Linked DNA regions of Homo sapiens: region 1 is linked to region 2. Evidence: chromatin loops called from intact Hi-C (ENCODE). Cell type or tissue: mucosa of descending colon. All regions are shown on one strand. Each heading gives the region's core, and the rest is flanking DNA. Links, peaks and the distances in the headings are about the cores only. Region 1 has its middle 91 kb from the start of LINC02261. Region 2 has its middle 160 kb from the start of LINC02261.

Region 1 (12,737 bases), core at 3,104-11,103, 73 kb after region 2:
GGAATATGAAAGTAGATCTTTTCCTTTGGCTTTTATCAATTGAACTTACTCACTTGGACGGCCCCTCTCTCCTACTTCAATTTTTTTCAAGCTCTAATTGACCATGAAACATGCATTTAACAAGAGCTGCAATTGAAAGCCCAGAACCCCAAGCAGCAACGTGCAAGGCTGTGGTCACTACTTGAAAGCAACACAAGAGCAAACTGATTGAACAGCTTAATGCTTTGCCAGTTTTTATTTCCTTAACTGCCTCCCCCACCAAAAAAAAAAAAAAAAAAAAAGAAAGAATCTGTGATTCACAGCAATTCTATGTCCACAAGTTTAATTTTTATAAAGTTTACATTTTTGCTATATTGCTTAAAAAACTTCCAGAAATCTTTCAACCTTCCTTATCTATATGATATCAGTGTTAAATTTTTTTCCTTCTTTATGGTGATTGACATGCTCTGGTCTGTCTTAGCTTTCTGCAGGTAGGTTTATGTCAATGAGAAGAAGGAAGGTGTATTAGTCCATTTTCACGCTGCTGATAAAGACATACCCAATACTGGATGATTTATAAAGAAAAAGAGGTTTAAACAGTTCCATGTGGCTGGGGAGGCCTCACAATCATGGCGCAAGGTGAAAGGCATGTGTTACATGGTGGCAGGCAAGAGAGAAATGAGAGAACCAAGAAAATGAGGTTTCTCCTTAGAAAACCATCAGATCTCGTGAGACTTATTCACTACCAAGAGAACAATATGGGGGAAACCGCCCCTATGATTCAATTATCTCCCACTGGGTCCCTCCCACATCATGGGGGAATTATGGGAGCTACAAATCAAGATGAGATTTGCATGGAGACACAGCCAAACCATATCAGAAGGATAAAAGGGAATTTCTTTTGCTCATGAAGACACTTTTTTTAGGTGTGAGCCAGTGTGCCCAGCCTAAGGACACTTTTACATGGATCTCCTGAGAAAAAAGATTCGAAGGCCTCAACGGAGAATCCCAGAACAAAGTTATTGAACAAATATGGAGGGAGATAGCAGGTGTGGCCTCCAGCCTCATTGGGTTGACTTCCTGGCAGCCAGCAAGATAGAGTCAGGGCTGTTGCAGGCTGAGCTGGAGGTTTGTATGCATGTGGGGTAGGTTGGGGACAGCACCAGATCGAATGGGCTCCTTCCTGGGGCTCAATCCTTCCCAGATTTACTCTTTCCACCCCAAACTGATGATATCAGAATTTGAGATGAGAAGAAAAATGAAACTTTTGAGAAAGAAAACACAGGCTTCCTAGGACACTCAGGTTTGATTCTGAGCCCCAAGATCTTCATGCTTTAGGCTCTTTTCTCTGCTATCCATTCAATCTCTATGAAGCTCTTTCTGAAGCACTGCCCTTGTGCTCTGTTTATTCAAAACACAGTCTCAGTGCAGCTTAAATGAGAACCGAGGGTGATGGAACAGACCAGGACATTTTCTTCACAAAGTTCCAAACAAACTTGAAAGAGGAGAGGAAAAATCCACTCCAGCTTTTATATTTCCTCTAGATCCAGCCTCCTTTTCTTCCTCATTTTCCCCCCATGTCCACATTTAAGAGCAAAGAAGAACATTCTTGTGACTTTTAAGTATTTGAGCTGCCGGTACAGGTTAAGTTTTGGCAAAGCGTGGGCATGCTTGGGTTTGCAGTCAATCTAGAGCAATTTTCAGAAGGCCAGGCCCTTTATGCATTTTTACTTTCTTTCAAATGAAAATAGCTTTATTGTTTTCACTGATTATAGAGGTAAGCAATCTGTCTGGCTTTACTGGCTTAGAATTCAATCTGAGGTCAAATCCCTTCTTATATTTAGATCACATGGCTTGAGCACCAGCTTGCTCTGCAGGAATGTATTGACCTTTCTGGGTTATTTTATTTTTTTCTGTGTCAAGTCCAAGAACTCCAAGGACCTTACTCAGTCCTAGCACTCAGTTTCAGTTACCACAGTCGGAACCGAGTGCACAAGAAGAAACTGGCAGCTGCATAGGAAGACCTGAACTGCATAGGAAGAAACTTGACAGCTTCTCTAGTTTGTGTATTGCAGCCACACAGATTGAGGATCTGAAGAGGATGCTGGCCCCAGTCATGTGCTGCAGTGCTCACAGCTGCAGTGATGGCAGCCGGGCAGGGCTCCTAAGGATGTCTCTTGTCCTGGGACATTCTTCAGCGATGTCTTTTCTGCATAGTGAGGACTAAACTCTGACCTTTTCGTCTCTTGCCCAAATTCCTATCTGAGAGACCAAGGTTTGTCATGCCCTACAAACCATAAAATCTCATCAGATGGGTTTTATTTAACCCTTTATGACATGACTTACTTTCCAACCTGACTCTGGCATAACATCATGTGACAGATAAAAAAGAAAATCAAACTTCTTTATCCCCAGATTTTTTTTGATATATTTTGAAATGACCCTCCAGAACCATCTTTTGTGGGAGAAAATTTGCATCTGTAAAGAATCTCTGTTAAGGTAACTAGATCTTTCCCCTTCCAGGGCCTCCCAATCCTGAAGAGATTGACTTAGAGTCTAGCACCTTTTAGTGGTCTGAATAGGAAACATTTGCCATCTATTGCTTCTGAGGGTGGCCACCTATTGAGACTTCATCTATATAACAAGAATCTCAGTCTCCACAACTTCTTAACTTACCCTAGACAGTCCTTTCTATTGATTCCAGGTTTTTCAATAACTCTTTCAACCAACAGCCAATCAGAAAAATCTGTGAATCCACCTGTGATCTGTAAGCTTCCTCCCTACCCACCCCCACCAAACCATGTGAGGTATACGTTGGTTCAGTCTGGAAAGGTGAGCCTGCCTCTCTGGACCAAACCAGTGTATACCTCACATGTATTGATTGATGCCTTATGTCTCCCAAAAATGAATAAAACCAAGCTGTAAACCAACCACCTTGGACACATGTTCTCAGGACCTCTTGGGACTGTAAATAGGGCCATGGTCACTCATATTCAGCTCAGAATAAACCTCTTTACATATTTTTACAGGATTTAATTCTTGTCAACAATAGGTAACCTGCCCAGTGTTAAACGCCATTTCTCACTCATCTGATTGCTACTGAGTCCCTGCTCATCCCAATTGTGAAAATATGAGCACACACATCTGCACAACACACACACATACCTCCCAGTAGCTTCCTGGTTATACCCATAGGGCACACTCCCTATTCTGTGTTCTTACTCCTCATTATTCAAAGTGTGGTCACCTGTTGAGCAGCCTCAGCATCCTCTGAGCTTGTTAGCAACTCTCAGGTTTCACTCCAGACCAACTGACTTGGAATCTGTATTTTAACGAGTTCCCTGGTGACTCATATACTCTGCCCTCTCCCTGCTGGGAAACCTTCCTTTTTCCAACACAGGGCCTTGAGATGCTGCCTGCCTGTGTCTGGACTGACCCCCAGAGCCTGTAATGTTATGCTTCAGCCTGACTGGTGGCCTCCATGGATGCCCCTGGCCCCATCTCTGAGTTTCTTTTGGACCTTGGAGTGGAGCTGTTCTCACATGGTTAACAAGAATTCTGGACAGAAATATAGTTATAAGCATTAACCAGGCTGCACTTTGACCCACTTCCGTGTAACTGAAAGGCACTCAATGCTAGACACTGGCTATTTGCATCCCCATTGTTTCTGTAGCTAGGATTTCTGATGTTAGAATCCTAAGCCTTTTGTTTCAGAATTGCTTAAGCAGATCCTGAATTCCAGCAAAACAGCTGATGCCAACCAGTTAAAAGACCTTCACAGAGGAACCAAATCAGCATGAGAATACAGCTTCTTTACCTCCTTGACCCGTGACTTAAATCCTTCACTCTCAGACCAATCAATGATCTCCACACTTTGGCCCACTCCAAAACCCTTAAAAACTTTGGCCCCAAACTCCTCAAGGAGACAGACTTGAGGTTTCCTGCTGTCTCCTTGTTTGGTGACCCTGTGATTAAACCTCTTTCTCTGCTACTACTCAATGCCTTGGTGCACTGACTTGCCATGTGCTTCAGGCAATGAACCTATTATGGTTACAATTTACCTATTACAATTATAGGAGAAGGAGTTGTCTCTGTTCCAGACCCTATCTAGCCTTCTGACACCCAACAGTTAATGGAAGTTATTTTTTTTTTTTTTGAGACAAGGTCTCACTCTGTTGCCCAGGCAGAGTCCAGTGGCATAATCTTGTCTCACTGCAGCCTTGACCTCCCCAGACTCAAGCGATCCCCCTGCCTCAGCCTCCCGAGTAGCTGGTACTATACAGGCATGCACCACCATATCTGGCTAATTTTTTATTTTTTAGTAGAGATGAGGTTTTGCCATGTTACCCAGGCTGGTCTTGAACTCCTTGGCTCAAGTGATCCACCTGCCTCTGCCTCCCAAAGTGCTGAGATTATAGGTGTGAGCTACTGTGCCTGGCCGTGATTTGTTTTCAGGTGACTGCTTTGGAGCTCACATTCTGAGGCCTCTCTGGATGCTCCCACGATGCACAGAGTTTAGGGGAGTGAACCTGGGCATCCAGAACAAACTCCCCTGGGGAGCTGAGCCATTGGGCCTTGGCCCAATGTTCTTCTATTAGCACATCTGCCCATATGGAGATCATGGAATTCTAGCAACTACCCCACAGAAACTAAGAGTTTGTATTATTGAAAATCCTTATGTGATAGTGACTTAGCTTTCATCAGAACCCGATTCTCCCTCTGTTTTATGAGCCACATGCTTGGGGCTAACATCTTCTATTGCTGTAGGTGAATTCATTCCCTGAGCTTCTTGCTTTGGTGAGAAAATGTGTTCAGCTGCTCTTAATAGAAATTCAACTACAGTGGCTTAAACAAATAGAGGTTCATTTTCCTCAGCTAAAAAAAGAATTCAGAGGCAGACTATCCAGGGGATGCTCCAGGGGCTCAAAGATGCTCTTGGGAACTAGGTCTCTTCTAGCTTTGAGCTTCACCATCCTTAAGAGGTGGTCATGCCACCTCCGGGCATGGTGACTGTACCATAGGCAAAAACAGGGCCAAGATCTCATATCAGCCAAGTCTGTTATTGTTTATCTCAGGAAAGCAATAGGTTTCTGGGAGGCGCCACCCTGTAGGCTCTCATGTGCCTCTCATTAACCTAAACTGGGTGATGGTGATGTGCAAATAAGGAGGAGGTGAATCGGATTCCACAGGCATCCAGCAGTGGCTCCACAGCTATCATTAGGATGCATTACCAGGTAGTGGTGTTAGAGCTGATTTGATGTGGGAGAGATTGGGGAAGAAGGATAAAGAATTCAGAAGCTACTGTATTAGTCTGGGCAAGAAGTGAGGAGGGTCTGCATGAAGGCAGGTGAACAGCAGGAAGGACCACCATCTCCATGGCTGCCCCCTCTCCAGAGCCATCATCTCCCCCACCTGGACCCCGCAACTGCCCCTATAGGCCTCTCTTCTTCCTTTTGTTCCCTCCAAACGGCAGCCACGGTGATCTTTAAATATATACCCAGATCAGAACAAATCACTCCTTTGTTTTAAACCTTTGAATGCCTTCCAGTTTCGCTTACGAAACCCTCAATCCTTACCATAGCCAACAGGGCCCTAGAATATCTGGTGCCTGAGGAACTTCTCTGCTCTCATCTCTTACCAATTCCCCCCTTTCCCTCTGCTCCAGCCACATAGCTCCTTCTGGTTTCTGAATGTAGCTTGATTCTGCCCCAGGGCCTTTGAACTGGCTGTCCTCCTTCATGCCCCACCTCTCTCCCCCCACATCTCTGCATGGCGGGCTCTCTCTCATCTGTCACATATCACCTCTTCTGAGAGGCCTTCCTTGACCACCTGTGTTTAGTGGTCCAGACACCCATCAACTACCCCTGTCCTATTGGCATTTCTTCTGTCTCCAGTGCTAAACTGAGAGCAGGAATCTTCTGCTTGTGCATCTGAGTCCTAGTGTTCACGATTGTGTGTGACACATGGTAGGAGTGGTGTGCCTATTTGTTAAATGCATGAGAATAAGTGGATAAAAGACTCAGTAGTTACTGCAGAGGTAGAATTTGGCATGCCTCCCTCCACATGAGACATAACAAGCCTGAATATAGAGCGTCAGTGCCAGACATGCATGGATGGGGCTTGATTCTTGGCTGAGAAGTCAAGGGTCCCGTAGGGCAGGTATAAACCTCAGATGGGGAGGTGGGAGCGGAGAGTGGGTCTGGGAAACAGATGAGGTGACTGGAGACAGGAGTCACTTCTTGATGGGAGAACTCATTCCAGGAGATAGGTGTGGTCTGGCTCTGGGTACTTCATGGGTAGAATAGTCTTGTTTTCCAGTTAAGGGTTGTCTCTAACTTTTTATTTATTTTTAATTCTTGAGACAAGGTCTCACTCTGTTACCCAGGCTGGAGTGCAATGGCATGATCTCAGCTCACTGCACCCTCTGCCTCCCAGGTTCAAGCAATTCTCCTGCCTCAGCTTCCCAAGTAGCTGGGATTACAGGCACCCACCACCACTCTGGCTAACCTTTGTATTTAAGGGTTGTCTTTAAAGCCCTACTTTGTGCCTCACAAGCTTCCTTAACTAGACTGTGAGATGACAGGGAGACCCAAAAATGATACCCAAGTTCTCAGCAAGATGATTGAGACTCAGGTGGTTCCGTGGATTGCAGGGGGTCACGCAGAAGTAGTTGGTTTATGAGATAAGGCAATGAGCTGCTGGTTTTTCTCCTGGTGCCTCCTCTAAGCCTCCTGATCCTGGGGATGTATGCATGGTAAGCGCTGGTTGTCCACCTCTGCTGTGTGTCCTACTTTCTTTCCCTTCTCCTCTTGCAGCCTGGCCTAATTACTTCTTTTTCTTCTTTTTCTTCTTCTTTTTTTTTTTTTTGAGATGGAATTTTGCTCTTGTTGCCCAGGCTGGAGTACAATGGCACGATCTCAGCTCACTGCAATCTCTGCCTCCCAGGTTCAAGTGATTCTCCTGCCTCAGCCTCCTGAGTAGCTGGGATTACAGGCACCTGCTACCACGCTTGGCTAATTTTTTGTTATTTTTATTAGAGACAGGGTTTCACTATGTTGGCCAGGCTGGTCTTGGACTCCTGACCTCAGGTGATTCACCCGCCTCTGCCTCCCAAAGTGCTGGGATTAGAGGCATGAGTCATTGCACCTGGCCATTACTTCTTTCTTTTACTGCTGTTTGTCCTAGTGCTTGCCCCTGCTGTGCTCCTTCTGCCCGGTGAGGCCTCATCTGGCCTCTTCTGGCTTCTTCCGCAATAGTTCTGGGAGCCATAGGCTTCTGGATTATATGGAAGTAAAATCAGGAATTTTTTCCCCCTCCAGTTGTGAATACTGGAGTGATAGATTTCCTTCTACAGCAAAAAAATAAAGAGAGCTGATGTAGAAATGAAAACCGACCTTCTGCTTGCCGATGAAGGCTTAATCTTGTATTTGCATAAAGCTGTGCTTGGAGGAGTTTACCAGGCTTTATAGGCTATGCATAAATAATCTTACAGGGCTCTGAAAAGCAAGGGGAGGGCACAGACTTTTGGTCCTAGTGTAACAGATGGAGACACTGAGGCAGTGCTTAGCGTTGCAAAAAAGTCAGTGAAGCAAAGCGATGTCCAAGCCCATATCCTGAGCTAATGCCCAGAATGGAGGGCGAGCACCCCTGAAAGCTGCAGCGCACCTCCCCGGGAACCTGTGGGCCAGGGTTGTGGTTTCCCCACCCCGTTTCTTCTCATCAGGACCCTCAGGCCAGTCCAGCGTGTGGAAATGGGCCAAATCCCTCACTGTGGTGCGAGTGGGCCAGCTTTTAATAGGAGCTTCCGATCTCAAAGAGCTTCTCTTGGTGAAATGCCTGTGTAAAAAGATGGCTCAAATTGAACAAAGATGAGGCAAAAAGCCTGGAGAGTTCATGGGATAGGAAACTGGTGGCACAGTTCAAAGCCGTTTGGTGGCCAGATATTTCTATGTGGAGATCCCAGGAGAAAGCACTCCTTTTTCCTGGCTTTGTGCTCTGCCTGTGTCTGCCCTCAGCTGGTCGCTCTTTGTCCTTTTCCATCTGGCAGCAACTCATTCTTTTATTTATGTATTTATTTTTTGAGACAGTCTCGTTGTGTCCTTTTAGGCTGGAGTGCAGTGGCACGATCTCGGCTCACTGCAACCTCCCCCTCTTGGGGTTCAAACGATTCTTGTGCCTCAGCCTCCCAAGTAGCTGGGATTACAGGCACGCACCACCACGCCTGACTAATTTTCTGTATTTTTAGTAGAGAGGGGGTTTTGCCATGTTGCCCAGGCTGGTCTCGAACCCCTGAGCTCAGGCAATCCACCCACCTTGGCCTCCCAAAGTGTTGGGATTACAGGCGTGAGCCATAGCGCCCGGCATCATTCCTTTTTTTTTGTTTTTTGAGACGGAGTCTCGCTCTGTCGCTAGGCTAGAATGCAGTGGTATCTTGGCTCCCTGCAACCTCTGCCTCCCGGGTGCAAGCGATTCTCCTGCCTCAGCCTCTGGAGTAGCTGGGACTACAGGCTCATGCCACCACGCTTGCCTAATTTTTGTATGTTTAGTAGAGACAGGGTTTCCCCATGTTGGCCAGGCTGGTCTCAAATGCCTGACCTCAGGTGATCCACCCTCCTTGACCTCCCAAAGTGCTGGAATCATAGGCATGAGCCACCATCCCTGGCTGCCTCATTCATTCTTTCAGTCAGCACACATTTGTCTTCTCCGTGAGGATTTCCTGGGCTATGGCTCTGGCTGGAGGGAAATGCACATTCCTGTTGCACAGTTTGCATACTTACCATTCACTCTGCCTGGAAGCTTTTGCACTGGTGTTCGGTGCACTGCTTCACTTCTTCCAGTCTCAGCTCCCACGGCATCTTCAGAGAGGCTTTCTTCGATCACCCTGTTTATATTAGAACCTACACTGATACCCCTCTGGCTTCCTTTTTATTTACAGTAATTTATATTACCCTCTTTCTATTCATCTGTCATTTATCTCATCTATCATCAATGGAGTATTTTTGTTTGTCTCCTCCATGAAAGTACAAGCTCCATGGGTACGGGGTCTTTGGATGGTCTTACTCACAGATGATCTCCAGCACCTCGCCTAGTGTCTGGCATAGAGTTTGTTCAATGTTTGTGTAAGTATTTGTTCAATGAATTAATTAATGGATGCCTGTGCCTTGTGGCCCCATGGCCCCATTTTAGCACTTTCACACATTGGAATTTTCTGTCTGTCTTCTCGCAACTGTAAGTTCCTTTGGAGCAGGGAACACTCCTCTCCTTCCTTTAACACAATTGCTTAGTCCCTTAGTTCAGATTCTGCAAACATGGTCTCAAAATGGAATGGACTGGAAACCACCTGACTGGCTGAATGTCCTGATGAGAGACAAAGAGGGAGCCAGGTCATGGCCATGAAGACAGAGAGGAGGGGCTAGACTCCGGGGTAGACAGAAGCAATTAGTGGCAATTCATATAGGAGGGGAAGGAGCAGGAGGGGCTGTGCTTGACTCTGAGAATTTCAGCCAAAGAGGTTGTGTGGGTGGCGATGATATCAACTGAGATATCAAACCCAAGAGGAGGTGCAGGTTGCTAGGGAATGACTGGGAATAAATAGTCCTAAGTCATTTGCCATATATGACTTCAAATAAGTCACAATCTTTCTGTGCTCTTTTTGCCCACCTCTGAGATACAAATGGTTTTCTCTCTTAGCTGTCTTGTGAGGATGTCATTGAAAGAATTAAATAATGTGTTGTTGAATCAATAAATTATGTCTCAAACTCAAAATGTTGAATGCCTACAATATGCTGAACATTCTGCAAAGACAACTGCTAGAGAAGATGAAGCTGTGCTTTGCACACTCTGTCTCTATTTGAGTATCAGTCCCTGTGTCTTTTCTCTGTGTCTCTCCTTATGAAGAGAAGCTATCACTTTCAGGGTACCATTGAGCATGTTCTCTGCACAGTAAAGCCTCTACGCTTTCTTCGAAGCCCCCATGGGGCTGGCAGGAATTTGGGCTTGGGGAGTGTGACTCAGTAGAGAAAACTGCAGTTGTCTGAAGTGGGCCACTCTGGAGTTGAACTGAAAGGAAAATAGAACTCTTGTCTTCTCAACAGGGGTTTCCCAAGAGGAAATGTGCATGGGTACTTTCTTTCCCAACCACGGTTCTGCAGCAATGGTAAAATTTCCCTTTGGGGATCCTATTGACTGAGTCAATCTTTTTCTTTTCCCGGACGCATTTTTTTTTAGCACAGAATGTATTCAGATTTAGAGGCCAAATAGGCGTAACTGGGGAACTGGCTCAGGTCAAATGCCATTAATCATTTTTACTCAGAGTCCCTTTCACCTAGGTATTCTTTGCCAATGAAGTGCTCCACATCAAATTTCCTTGGGAGAAACTCCATCATAGAAAATGTAGAGGAAAAGCTGTTTGGCTTGGTGCCTCGGTAACCTTAGAAAATTTATTATTCTTCATTCACACTCTAATGTTTGTTTTATTCCCTTTCCCTTGACTCTTTCAAAAACGAAATATAGGTAGAATTGAAATGTAAGAGCATGAAAGAGATGGGAAGCAAATATGAATGTGGCCTCCATAATTATAGTGACTGAGCATCTGATTTGCCTTAGAGCTTCCTGGTCACTAGGCCAAAAAGGGAAAAAGAGCAAATCCACACCTCTCATTATTACAGAGAAGCATTCTGGGTCCTTAGAGGAAATTTAATATTTTCTGGCATAAAATTCTTAGAGAAAAAAAAATCTTGGGAGAAATTTTATATATATGGTGAGAGTTTTATAATGAATTTAGAAATAGAGTTTTATGATGAATTTAGGACTTATGTTTAATTCCTATTTCACTTATAATGATCAAGGATGTCACATAAAAGCTCAGTTCAGCACAACGGTTGTGCCAGATAGGAACCAATAGGAGTTAATTATGTAGCCTTGGGTTTCTCTCACTGGCCTCAGGGATAGAACTTGGATTCCCCAAAACAGCATGCCTCCAGTGGTGATCCACAAACTACCTGCATTCCAGTGACAGGGGAGCTTGTTAAAATGACGAGTTGATGGGTGCAGCAAACCAACATGGCACATGTATACCTATGTAACAAATCTGCACTTTGTGCACATGTACCCTAGAACTTAAAGTATAATTTTAAAAAAATGAAAATCTCAAGGCCCTACCCTGGAACAATATCTTAATTTGCAACCCCTAGGGACAGAGCCTGAGGCAAGCATTGAGTAAAGTGGGGGCAGTGAAGGAAACCCCAGTAGGGGAGTGGGGAAGAGGGCAGAGAAGATGAGTCAGTTGATTTTAGGTATGTTATCAAGCCCCCTATGGCTGGGGCAACTGAAGGTTAATACTCTAGAGGAACTCTGTGCTACAGAACATTTATTACTTCTGAGGGGCAGGGATCTGGGGTATTTACACATCAACTTCCATCACTTCTTATTTGAAGGCGGCTTCTGGAGCATTAATACCCCAGCCTGTAAACTCTGGCAGCCAGGGAAAGGTCTCAGGCAAAGAAATTCAGGACTATTAACCAGGACGTCTGGTGGCATTGACTGTGGTGGGAAAGGAGAGTGGATCAGTTGGCTAGGGCTGCTGTGACAAAGGACCACAAACGGTGGACTACACACAAGTGGATCGTCTCACAATTCTGAAACTAGAAGTCTGAGATCCAGGCGTCGGCAGGGTTGGCTCCCTCTGCGTGCATGAGGGAGAATCTGTTTCAGGTCTCTCCCCTAGCTTCTGATGGGTTGCTGGCAGTGTTTGGTGTCCTTGGCCTCAGCTATGTCACCAGATCTCTGCCTTCATCTTCACATGGCATTCTCCCTGTGTGCATTTATGTCTACATTTTCCCTTTTTATAAGGTGTATAGGCTCTATTATGTTTGCCTTCCCTCTGCCCAATCTATATGTTGAAACTCTAACCTTGGTACCTTAGAATGTGACTATATTTGGAGGTAGGGCCTTTAAAGAGATGATTAAGTTAAAATGAGGTTAGGATGGGCCCTAGTCCAATCTGATGGGTGTCCTTATGTGGAGAGAAAATTTGGACACACGGAAAGACACCAGGGATGTGGGCACACAGAGAGATGGCCACGTGAGGACCCGAAAGAGGTCCACGTGAGAAGGAGGTGCCACTGAAAGAAGCTTCAGAGGAAACTAGGCCTGCTGATGGTAAACTAACCTTGATCTTGGACCATCAGCATCAAGACAGTGAGGAAGCACATTTCTGTTGTTTGAGCTACTCAGTCTGTGCTATTTTGTTATGGGGGCCCAAGCAGAGTAATACGTAAAGGTAACAGTCGTACTGGACTAGGGCCCACCCCTAATATGAACTCATCTTAGCTAATTATATTTGCAGCAACCTCACTTCCAAATAAGCTCACATATTGGAATACCAAAGGATAGAACATCAGCATATGAAGTTTTTGGAAGACACAGTAAAATCCATAACTGTCACCCATGGGTCTGACAGCAAAGACTCTATCAACTGAATCTGAACATTTGAGATGGGCCCTGAGAATCTACATTGATATCAGTTTTTCTAGGTACTTCTGTTATGTATGAAAATTTGAAAATCAATGACCTAGAAGTGGGGCCATTACTTTATCCTACCCAATTACCTATTTTCTCTACTGTAGTTTTGGTAGGAGGGCAGACATTCTGAGGCTTTCCATGGGTCTGGAAGGTCAGTTTTACTGAGAGAGTAAAACTTGGCTGTCAAACACTACCCTGGCATTGTAGTCTATTAATCACATGACCACTATCTTCCA
Region 2 (12,737 bases), core at 3,254-11,253:
TTTATTTACTCAATAGAGGCACATACAGAGCCTGGCATCACTTTGTACACATTTTTTTCTCTAAGTCTCTTTTGGTTATTTGACATTGTGGCCACTATTAGTTATGATTTTTTTTCCTGGTTCAATGATGTGATTATTTGAAAACATCAGAACAACAGCCCCTGTCTTCTTTGGCAATTTCTGTCTTTGACTTTATTTTAGTGCTTTCTTCTCCTTTCTTTCTCTCCCATTGTGTCTTCCATTAACTGGTGATGAACTCCTGGGGGAGATTTCTCAGGTGTAACCAGGGTAGAGAAAGGACTGGCCTAACCTACTGATGAATCAGCGTGTGAGTGGGGAAACCACTTACTGCATTTGCAGATAGATGGTGCACAGGCCGGGCATGGTGGCTCACGCCTGTAATCCCAGCACTTTGGGAGGCCGAGGTGGGCGCATCACCTGAGGTCAGGAGTTCGAGACCAGCCTGGCCAATGTGATGAAACCCCGTCTCTACTAAAAATACAAAAATTAGCCAGGTGTGCTGGCACGCGCCTGTAATCCCAACTGCTCGGGAGATTGAGTCAGGAGAATCACTTGAACCTGGGAGGCAGAGGTTGCAGTGAGCCAAGATCGCACCCTTGGACTCCAGCCTGGGTGACAAGAGTGAAACTCCATCTCAAAATAAATAACTAAATAAGTAATAATAATAATAATAATAATAATAATAATAATAATAATAAAAGACGGTGCACGGTTTCATTAAGCCTTACACTGCACAGCTGTATAAATTACAGAGGGCAGGACAGCTAAATCCAATGCTGTGTTCGAATCTTGTCTAGACTGGCATTTCAGTGTGGCACATAAGCACTTGACACATTTCTAAGCTGGTAACAGCCCCCTGGGTTCTCTCTTCCTTTCTCATTTGGTCAGTATTCACTGGCAATATTTTTTCTTCTATCCCAAAGATCACAAACTGGCTGTCACAAACTGGCTGTCTTTGAGCCAAAGCTGGTCCTCAGACATGTTTTATTCAGACCGCACAGCTAAATTTTTTAGAAGTTGCCAAATTAAAATATCTGGAGATTTCACACACATGTACACATTTTCAGCTTTCCTTAAACAAACAAACAACCAAAAACACGCAAAAAAAGGAAGGGCAATACTAAGACTGGGCTGCACATGCATTCAGGCTCTTGGCGGGCCTCGTGGAGATCTGAGTTTGCCCCTCTTTTTCTGGTTAACATGCCCCTCCTCAACGTCTCCGACGCCTCAGAGTTCAGGGATGTGAAGAAAAATTTTGAGATCTCTCATCTAAAGATTGCATTATTTGGAACTGTGAGTCTCCCTTCCCCATCGTTATCACATATACCAGCCAGCAAACCCTTTTATTACGCTGCTGATTTTACAACTGGGAAGACGGCAATCAGAAAAATAAAAAAGGGCTGTGGTTTCTCCCAGTTTCCTCTAGATGGCAGTATTGTATTGGTATTATTTCCAATACTCCCGATCCCAGCTGCTTTCAAAATGTTAATTATATAATTTTTCAGTGGGAATAATCTTTGTTTCTAAATTTATTACAGTATTTTTTCAATAATGTCAAATTTATCAGTAAGCAGGTAGAGTCCACAAAGCTGCAGTTTTAAGAGAACAGAACGACCGACTTTTTACCCCTCCTTGGAACTTCCCGAGTTAATGAGTAGAAACAGAACATATTGCAACGTATAATTGTCACGATTATGCGGGCTGTTCATTTAGCGTTTTCGTGTGCACATGCATTCAGCTGCCACATCTGCAGTGCACGTTGGAAAAATAGCCCCTTCTCTGTGCAGTTGGAAACATCGACTGTTTCTCATTTGGAGCAATTTCTTTATTTTGTTTTGTGGATAATGAATGTTACCCACAAATATGGGAAGCAAGGAAGCAGAAACACAGTTTGTATTACGAGGAGGCTCTTAGAGATATCCACATACACAAGTAGACAAATGTGAGCTGCGTGTCGGCCTCATACAAAAACAAAGCAGGTACTGTGAAAGGGAAGTTGTGTGTGTTAATGAGATTAATGGTTTCAGAACAAATCCGTTTCAGAGCAGCTAATTAAATATTTCGTTTTGAGTTATTTGGTGTAATTTTCTTTGGTACTCGACAAATACTAAGTATTTAATTTTATCTTCCAGCACAACCCATTAATATTTCACTGGTTGAATTCTTTGCTGTGGTGCTTTGGGTTTTGAAACACCTTTTGAGTACTGGTTAATCCACTTGACAGCCGAAGGTGAACAGGGACTCTGCAGTTCTCTGTTATGAAAGCCTGGTCAATTTCATCTTGGCCCCATCTAAGTAGGAGTTAAGTTTTGTGTTTTTATCACCTTGGTTCCATCCTAAAACGTTAGAGTTGGAAAAGCTCCACAAGGACCTCTCCCAGCCAGGGTTCAAGTGTTACAGTTGCTGCATAAACTTGCTCAGGGATGGGAATGTTGTGGTTGGCATTGTGTCAACGTAAAGATGGCCCCACTGAGGGGTAGGGCTAACCGTTGGGCCATTTTTCCCCATGGTGAGCCCAGCTCAGCGCAGCGGTGGGAAATGCAGTCAGGGAGGGGAACAGGGCTGTTCACGCAGAGGTCTGTGGGAAATTCTGAGGAGCTGATGTCCTTCTCAGCACAGCCCTCCAGGCAGGTGCTATGATTTCCTCAGAAATGGCACATGAGAGGAAACCTCTCTGCCTCGACTTAACCCAGGTGCAAAGTCTGCCATGACCTGGCCCTTCTATTATGAGAAAGACAGCCTTACTTCTACTGAACCCTGACTCCTTGTAGGTAAGTGCACATGATAGCAATAATTTAAGTGTACCCTGAGAAGGACTCTGTATGGCAGATGCACCTGAATGTGAGTTCTGGGCTAGGGAATCCAGGAGTGGCGAACTCGGAGATTTGTTCCATGTCTATCAGGAACATCTGAGCCCCTGGCCCACGCCATGGAACACGGGGATTCAGGCCCTGAGTTTTGGGTTGAGTGAGGATTGCCAGGTGGAGGTTGTTAGGGAGAAGGTGTTAAGTAGAAATGCTACGTGAACTGCGGGCTTTTTGCAAGGAGCTGTGGTTTTCCTGCCTAGCCGCCACCACTTTACTGTAGGGAAGGCCGATATCTTGCCCAGCCCACGGCCACTGGGCCCTCTCCCCTGTATGTAAGCCTCCAGTAAAATCTCATGGGCTGGGTGCGGTGGCTCACGCATGTAATCCCAGCACTTTGGGAGGCAGAGGCAGGCAGATCACTTGAGGTCAGGAGTTCGAGACCAGCCTTGCTAACATGGTAAAACTCCATCTCTACAAAAATACAAAAATTAGCTGGGCATGGTGGTGCACGCTTGTAATCCCAGCTACTCAGGAGGCTGCAGCAGGAGAATTGCTTGAACCTAGGAGGTGGAGGCTTCAGTGAGCCGAGAGGGCACCACTTGCTCCAGCCTGGGCAACAGAGGGAGATTCTGTCTCAAAAAACCCCCCCAAAATCTCATGTTTTGTTTGCTGGCGCTGGGTCTCCTCTCCAGCCTCTTGAATCTGGTACCTTCCCCACTAGAGTCAATAGGGTTTCAGTGCGACACTCCTCTCTACCCCTAAGTTAAATGCCCTGAATCTTAGATGGTTTTCCCATTGTTCCACTATGGCCATACCCCACTTCCCACAGCCTATATGGACTCTGGCCTGTGGTTCCAGTTGGGCGACACTCATATTAGATGTCTAGAAAAATCTCATTAAGTAACCTTTGCTCTCAGTCATCTCCCCTGTTAGCAAGAGCAGCCCAACATGGAGAAGCAGCCCAATCTTGTCACAGAGTCTCCTCCCTCACCCCTGACCAGGGATCATGCTGACCCATCCACACTGTTCCTGGCCCTTCCAGACGCCCTTCTCACCTCCTCCCCACCACCCTCCCCCTTCTGCATCCTTCAGGACCCATGTCGAATCTGTGTGTCTCTCACCAAGCCTACCTGGACACACCTCTGTCTCCATGACAGAATTTCTCCTCCCACTCAGTGCCTCCAGTGCCCAGCTCCACCCCATTAGCAATCATTCCAAAGATTTCCCTGATAGGCATGGGGCCTGGTGATCTTTTTGTCCAGGTTTTCATAGGCCTCAGCTCCAGGTAAATGGATTCTGAATTCAAGCAAATAAATATCCACATTCTTCTCTTTTTTTTTTTTTTTTTTTGAGACACAGTCTCACTTTATTGCCCAGGCTGGTGTGCAGTGGCGGGATCTCAGCTCAGTGCAACCTCCGCCTCTTGGGTTCAAGTGATTCTTATGCCTCAGCCTCCCAAGTAGCTGGGACTATAGGCACGTGCCACCACGCCTGGCTGATTTTTGTATTTTTAGTAGAGATGGTGTTTCACCATGTTGGCTAGGGTGGTGGAGCATTTAAAATTCTGACAATCTTTCTAGTTACAAGAAAAATTTGAAGACAAGTCACCTTTTATACATAGCATGTATTTTCAACACTATAGCCTTTGGCTAATGAGAACTTGTTATGGGAAGCACCAGATCTTTATTTCCACCTGGGGACAATCTCCTCTCACCTCAGGTCTGGAGGCCCCATGTGAAATCAAGCTCTCTTGTCAAAGTGCTCGCTGTGTAATCGGCAGAATTTGCAAAAGTTGAATGGCTGGAGGGAGCAGGACGGGAAGAACTGGGCTGAGAGGTAGGTCAGTGGAGAGACGTCCTGTGTTTAGACTTACATAGGTATTTTCTGAGAAGATAAAAGAGGCCATTCAGTTAGAGGGAATAGTATACGTAAGACGTGGAATTTGAAACAGCTGTCTAGGTACACCCTTTGCTTCTAGGCTCAGCTACGTTCCTGCCTTTTTCAGAAAGCTTTCCCAGATCATCTCAGGCCACAGTGACTTTCACTGTTGTTAACTGTCTTGTTCTTTTATTTTGAGACAGAGTCGCTCTGTCACCCAGGCTGGAGTGCAGTGGTGCGATCTCGGCTCACTGCAACCTCTGCCTCCCAGGTTCACGTGATTCTCCTGTCTCAGCCTCCCAAGTAGCTGGGATTACAAATGTGCACCACCATGGACGGCTACTTTTTGTGTTTTTAGTAGAGATGAGGTTTCACCATTTAGCTAGCCTGGTCTCGAACTCCTGACCTCAAGTGATCCTCCTGCCTTGCCTCTCAAAGTCCTGGGATCACAGGCTGAGCCACCGCGCCCAGCCTACTTGTCTCATTCTTACCGAGTGAGACACAGGATAGGAGACAGGAGGGCCGTGGAGACTGGTTGCCTCCTCCATATCTGGCCCAGGCCCTGGGATTGTGCTTAAGCACTGCTCAGAGCCTGAGATCCTGAGGTCCTGTGGGGGGAATCCAGGATGAGTGCAATAAGCATTTCCAGGTTGCCAGCTTCTTATAGATTCTGCAGCAAAGGAAAAGATGTTTCTTCTGAAAATGTAAAAGGTGAAAAAAAGTGCTCAAGTTTCTCTTGGTGGAAACAAAGGGGAGTTTGCTCAAATATTATTTTGCCTTTTCGGCATGTAAAGTGTCGTTGTTCTGCAGAATGGGGTTTTTAATATTTGATAAGATGTTGAGAACACCGCATGGCGTCAACTCTGAATTGTTGGGCTCGGTTCAAAGGCTTGTATAAATATTTCTAAAGGAGAGCCATATTAAAGAGTCCGGTTTCCCCGTTTTGTGCTTTAACTTTATTTACACATAAATCTTGAGAAGAATTCTTCTTTTTCAACTTCACGTTCCTCCCAACTCTAATGCCGGCTTTTTTTATGGACGAGAAATCTGGCCGATTTGTATTCCTCCAGTATCTACAACAATAAAACCACTCTCGTTACTGAATAAAATTTAAAAACTATCTCCCAATTGTGCAGTTGGGTTGGATGAAATCTATTATGTTTGCCCTACTACACTGTGATACGTGACAGAAAGGGGGCTTTTGGGGTCCCAGGGGATTTTGACACCCCAAATGCTAAGTAGAGCTGCAACGATGTAAGGATCTCTTATTATTATGGAAAATGTGGAGGTCGCCGAACTGAGGTGGGCACACACCCTTAATGTGACCAGGCTTGTGTTAGCTCAGATTAGTCATACCATGCCTTCAATGCAGAAGGTCACAGAGGTCCAAATTTGCAGAGAAAAAGCGTATTTCTTCATTTATGAATATCTTTAAAGAAAATGTTTCTGATCTGTGCACATGTGCGTGTATCAGAAAGCATGCATTCTGTGTGTGTGTATGTGTGTGTGTGAAGCCCACTCATCTTACCAACAGGGCTATCCTTATTGTGGTTCACACTGCTGAGCGTGTGTATTGCACATGTGAGTATATCTGTAATTTGTGTGTCTGTGTCTCCCTGGTCATATATAAGTACAGCTCTGTGGATGAACAGCTGCTGATTCTTGCTTTTTCTGCTGCTCTCTTTAGAACTGGAAGGTGGTCACCTCCCCACCCCACCACTGGAAGGTGGACACCTCTCCCTCACCACTGAAATGTGGTCACCTTCCTCCAACTGGAAGGTCGCCTTCTAGTGACCTTGTGCTTTGTCTTGCTATCTCACCACTTTTCCTGATTCCTGCTTGGTGAGGGAATGTGTTAAGCTAGGGCTGACTTAGAGTTCGAACATGTTTTCTATCCCCGGAGCCATTACTGTTCTGAATTAAGCCCCAAGACATTGCCACGTGGGGGCAATTAATAATCATCTCTTTTTGATTGCCCAAAGTGTATTTGATTCAAAATAAAATTCAGGTGAAGGTACATTTCTTCCCCTAAGAGCAGGGAATTATAGCAATACTGTTGTGCTGAGCAGGGCTCAGAATGGGTAGATATTTGAAGATTTGCTTCTGGTTTTTCTCCAGCCAGTTACAGGGAAGGGCTGGTGGATAATTTAGGTGCTGGCTAGTCCTTCTCTGGTACTTTTGTGGCTTAGGCACCTGGTTGGTGACTTAGACCAAGAACCTCCCTGCTGAAGATGCAAAAACATTCTTCATGGTGTAAGAAGTGGAGTCGAAAAAGATGTTAAATTTATTACTCTCTTATTGTTTTCCCCAAATAGTCTTATTTGCTCATAAGGGAAGATGTTTTTCAACTTGGTTCATGAAATGGGTGGTCTTTGAAAAATCAGACTCAGTAGATAACTGCTGTCTTATATTGGGTCACTTAATTCTTAACAAGTCATTAACACACCAAATTTGGGAAGAATTCTTGAAAGAGAACATTGGTAGAGAGCTGGCATTTCTGTTTGCTTCTTACAGGATCTCCTTTTTAATGCTTCATTTCCAAATGGGTCAGAAAAAAATGGAGTCGTCTCCAAAAGGTATATGTGTTAATTCATTATCCACTAGTTGCTGTTTCTCAGGTGTCTGCCAAACTTTGCACTCTATGTGGTACATATTTTAGAAACTTACATATACACTAACGTTGGCGGTCACCCGGGGATCCAGCCAAAGCCAGCAAATCCTTCGGCAGTGTCACATGTTCATCCTCTCATGGGTTCTTTGGTTCCACATTTATGTCCCCTTTTGGTAGCAATTTGTTTTATCATCATCCATCAATTACTTTTGTCCCTTGGAACATAGAGTAAGTTTCTTATGTGGCCAATGTCTGGAAGATTTTCTTCTAAAATAGGGTTGTGTATGATTTGATGAATGCTTTGTAAATATTTGAAATTATAGGATTGGGTTATAAACAAATGACTGGTTCTAACTCCCTGGTGAATGTGCATATGCAAATCAGCTATGATTCCCGCCCTGCCCCCACTCCAAGGCTGTGCTTTTATTTCTATCTCTGTTACCTTATAGTCAATATAGATTCTTCTTCCCTTTAAATTATTCATCATCAATGTAAAGGACCAGTTGTCACTAACTTTTATACAAAGCAGCCTCTAACCTTAGTCAAATATAGCTGGATAAGCAACCTGCGGTGGGAACACAGAGGAAGAAGTTGCAAGGGGGATAAAACAGAATTAACATTTACTGGCTACCAACTCTGTTCCAAGTGCTTTATGTAGGTTGTTTCATTTCTTGTTCACAATGTTATCAGATGCAAGCGGTGAAACTCAGAAGTTAAGTCTTTTACCGAGGGCTGTGTGGTCGCAGAGACGAGATTCAAACCAGTAAAATATAGCTTTGGAATATGATCGAGAGGATTTAGCAGGTGAAGGCAGATGGGAGGGACAAGGATGGGCTGAAGATGATAAATTTGAGCCAGTAATGAGCCATTAGTTAAAACACGTGTAAGGACATACTTCCACCTCTCACACACAGACATGCAAGATTAATCTCAGGACCCAGGAACAAAAAAAGCAGTGTTGTGGCTCACAGTGAGGGAAAGTAAGAAAAGATGCTGGTGTAGTCCCGTGGGAATCTCACCATGTGAGCCAACAGCTGCCAGCTGCAGGCCAGTCCTCAGGCACAATGATACACTTGTCCCCTGGCCCTCTAGTGCCCCTGTCTGCCTGAGATCCCCTTTTACAACACGCCATGATCTGGACCCATGGTGGACTCTACTCTTCTAACTCCTGTTCCACCATCATTGTCTTCTTCCTTTGAGACCTGGGGCATTTGGGTCTACCAGGAAGCCTTAATTAGATTGCTTCCTAGACAGTTCTGATTTGCACCCTAAGCTTCTGGGAGTGGGAATCATAAGGTACCCAGGCAGAGCCTGACACTGGGCCTGGCACACAGACCTGAAGAGAGAGAGAGAAAAGGAATTCATTGAATGTTTCATTCCAGGCCGCAGGCTTTGGATCCATCCTCCAAGAGCCCCAGAACCAGGCCTTCAGCAAAGTATGTGCTCAATAAACATTTGATGAAAGAGGGAATGAATGAAGGACAGATGAAGTTCCGTCAGTCTGCACAACCCGAACCGCATCGAATCAAGAGTGTTTCTCCAAGTTCTAAACGTTGCAGAATTTTCTTCCCTCGAGTTGACCCTGAAAGTGACCATGTGCAAGAAGAGCTCCTTACCAGCTCCTGGATTTTTGTGTCCTCTGAAGTGCCTATTCTCATTCACCAGGGGTAGCTGCAGCTGGTTTTGTGCAACTCAGAAGGCTGGCCCTGGCTCTCATTACCTGACCATGGGGATATTAGTTAAAACACAGGTTTTAACTAGACCCCACAGTGTCTAAGTTTTCGATGGGCTTTGTAGCTATTTCGACGTGACAGGTTCTCCCTTCCCTTTACAAAAATAAACCCACTAAGATTGGTTTGGTTTGTATGTGTGGAAAAACACACATTTAGGGAAGAACTCCTTTCGGAAACAGATTGGAAACGGTGACTGAAAGTGATCGCGCAGGCTCCTCCGTGGTCAGGGGCTTTCCCTGAGAATTTGTTCAGCTGCTAAGGGAAGTGGACCCCGGGAGAGCTGCGTGCTGGGGTAAGTGCATTCTGTTCAGAAAAGACAGTCTGCATGTATCTCCTAACTGGATTTTGCTGTGAAAATACGCGGCCCTGGTGGGGACAACACATGCTTCCCTCCTCCTTTCTGAGTCCTGCTTTCGCGTGCGGTGGGCAGCGGCACCCTGTTTCAGCTTGGTGAGTGCATATTCTCCCCGAGTAAGTGACGTCTCTGTGAACAAAATGCAAGATAAGTGCAATTAGAACCAGCTCTTCTTGGACACCCGAACACTAAATTTTCAAATCAACACTAAACCCAAAAGCGGAATAGTAAAAATGAAGCCCCCACCCCACCCCCGGCCCCCCCATGAAATGAAACAGCAAAATCCTCATGGTTGATTCAGTAAACACAGACTTTCCTGAAATGGCCGGAACCCAGCTCCGAGGAATTCCGCTGCCACTGTGAGAGAGGCACCCAAAATGACGAGTGAGGTCTACGGAGCTGGGAGGGTGTCCAGTGAGTTTGACAACACAGTGACCTTGGGCAGACGGTTAATGTCATTTTGTTTTCATTTACCCACTTCACACATCCGTTAAAGATGCGTAATAACCCATCCTCATCTCATGTGGGGGCTGAGGATTAATTAATAAGTGATTCTAAATTACTTGGCTCTCCTCGGAGGAAACGCATTCCATAAGTGCAAAGAATTGTTATTATCGAGCAATTCAGCTAGCTCGGAAGCAATAATGACTTTAGGGAGGCTGTTGAACACATGCTGTGGTCTTTCCAGGCTGGAAACCAAAGGTTAAGGTACTATAGGGCACTTTATTTCCCGCTCCGCCCCGCTATAAAACAAGGCATTCTCCCCCACACAACGTCTACCCCGCTGATGACATTCCATCCTCTCAGTGATTAAAATAGACCTCTTCCTTGATTCAGACTGGAAATTCACAATGGGGCTGAGTGGTATTTCACAGAGATGATTCCCAGAGCAACTGGCCCACAAGATGCCCCAAACCAAAAGGGCTTTGTGGCTACCTAAGTTGTGGGGACCCTACACATTACGCCTTCTTCTTGGAGACTGATCATCTACTTCCTTGTATTAAAGTCCTGCAAGGGGCTTGAAAAACATGTTGAACTTTATTTGCCTTACTCTTTCCCAAAATGTTTGCGAAAGTCGCCATGATTCCACTCTGTGAATGCCGCCCCATTGGAATGTGGGTTTGTGGCTTCTCTCTTCAGGAGCAGAGTCTGTTTCTCTGTCCTCTGAAGTGGAGTGGGCCCTGTGACTCACTTTGTGCAGTAGAATATGGCAAAAATGACATGATAGCAATTCTGAGCCCGGCCCTCAAAAGATTTGGCAGCTTTTGTTTACACCCTTGGAACTCTGCCAGCTTCTATGGGAGCAAGCCTGGGTAATCTTCTGGAAGATGAGAGAAATGTGGCCCAGTATCCCCACTGTCCCGGCCACCAGACGTGCACCCTGAGAAATGGAGCCACCTGACTTATTGGAAGCCGACCACAGACACACAAGAAGGACCAGCTGAGCACAGCCCAAATTGCTGACCTTGAGAACTGTGAGCCAAGTAAACAGTTGTTGCTTTAGGCACTAATTTTTGAGTGGTTTCTTACGCAGCCATAGATTAATGATACAATGGTGGCGGCCATTTTAAAAATTCCCTTTAATAGTCCCAGATCTATACATTGGGATAATAAATTGGTGATGCATATATTATTTACTAATACCATTGGCTGTGGTCAGCTCAATACCATTACTGCGTCTTTGTCCACTCTCTTCTGCATTGCAAGGAAGAATCAGGGACTACTTAAATGCCCCCCAGTTCTTTTTTTTATTATACTTTAAATTTTAGGGTACATGTGCACAATGTGCAGGTTTGTTACATATGTATACATGTGCCATGTTGGTGTGCTGCACCCATTAACTCGTCATTTAATGCTATCCCTCCCCCCTCCCCCCACCCCACAACAGGCCCCGGTGTGTGATGTTCCCCTTCCTGTGTCCATGTGTTCTCATTGTTCAATTCCCACCTATGAGTGAGAACATGTGGTGTTTGTTTTTTTGTCCTTGCGATAGTTTGCTGAGAATGATGGTTTCCAGCTTGGTTTTGGGTTATATTCAGCCAATCAGAGGCACTGGAATGAGGTCTGGAAAGTGGAAGAACAGGTGAAGCTATATCATCCTTCAGGGTTACTGTCAGCAGAAGTGTGGGATCATCATGGGGTTTGCAGCAGCTTCTGGGTGAGCCTGCAGGAATCACTCACCGAACAATACCTGAAAGTGATCGCAAAGGCTCATCTGTAGCCAGTAGCTTTCCCTGAGAATTTGTTCAGGGAAGGAGAGCTGAGTGTTGGTTTAAGTGCATTCTGTTTAGAAAAGCAAATCTGCATTTATCTTCTAATTGGATGTTGCTGTGAAAATACACCTCCCTGGTGGTGACACCAGGGACTGCCTACTGCTTCTCCACGGCTCTGGCACTTCATGGGTTCAGGAACTCAAGCAGTTGCTTCGCTGGCCTCTGCTTCCCCAGGCCTTCCAAAGGGTGTGAAAGCCTCTGGTAGAAAAGACTTCCAATTACATCAGAAATTAGAATGCCATGACTGTTATAATACAGGACCTTCTGGGGTCTAGCGGGCCTCTGTGATTGATGGCCCTGCAGAACCAGTTGGGGGCTCAGCCTTGCTACTTTTTAGCTCAGTGACCTATGGAAATTCCCAGATCTCTTGCATCATTTTTACATATGATTTTCCTCACGTGTGAAATGGGGATGGCAATTCTTTCCCCACAGTGGTTGTCATGAGGAATAGATGAGGTCCATGTCTGCAGTGTTTGTAACACATCCTCACTCTCTAAATAGCAGGCAGTTGTCTATTAGCTCAGGCACGTCTGAATTTTCAGTGAATGGGGTCTAAGTGATTGAGTTGTGCTCTTTCAGGTGGCCCCACTTTGCTCTCTTCACCTTCCTGTCAAATATGACACATTAGCACATCTCAGGAAATATCAGTAACCTTCTGAAAGACTCTCATTTCTGATCTCTGCATCTCATGTATGGCTTGCTCCTGTTGCAAAGATTGTTTTCTAATAAGCAAAAACATTTTACTCAGGTGAATTTGAACACAATCGCTGTGGTATTTCCCAGGGAGCTGTCTTTGAAATCAACAAGCAAATCAAAATGTTTCATTCACCTGCAAAGATCCCAATAGGATTGCATGAGAACTCAAAGGCAAGGAGGGCAGGGTGGGACAGGAACGAGCAAAATAATCATCTGTTTTCCCTTGTACAGTCATCGCTGTTTCCGCGTTGGGAAAGTCCCATGAGGAATCAAGACAGTATTTAAAATGAAAAATCAAAAAATTTTATGTAGTATCTTGATATTCTTCTCAGTTTGCTATTTACTCACTTGGGAGAGGTGTGG

Evidence for each region. Hi-C counts contacts between places; a loop is a spot of excess contacts. Peaks named below come from ENCODE experiments on the same cell type or tissue, not always from the same donor. Only the 100,000 strongest peaks of a DNase experiment are listed, where the experiment ranks them.
Region 1: a loop joins it to region 2, with 2.8 times the contacts of the local background. A loop is called at or near these places in 1 of 110 quality-filtered maps.

The regions. Positions count from the first base shown.
Region 1 is chr4:27,119,954-27,132,690 of GRCh38, forward strand. No RefSeq gene overlaps it. Among named protein-coding and RNA genes, the nearest start is that of LINC02261, 91 kb to the right of the region's middle. RefSeq lists enhancers at 2,115-2,973, 2,974-3,832, 3,833-4,690 and a silencer at 3,154-3,448. In mucosa of descending colon, for the core only: no CTCF peak of the experiment used is centred there; a DNase peak (open chromatin) is centred at 7,128.
Region 2 is chr4:27,047,078-27,059,814 of GRCh38, forward strand. No RefSeq gene overlaps it. Among named protein-coding and RNA genes, the nearest start is that of LINC02261, 160 kb to the right of the region's middle. RefSeq lists an enhancer at 11,805-12,737. In mucosa of descending colon, for the core only: no CTCF peak of the experiment used is centred there; no DNase peak of the experiment used is centred there.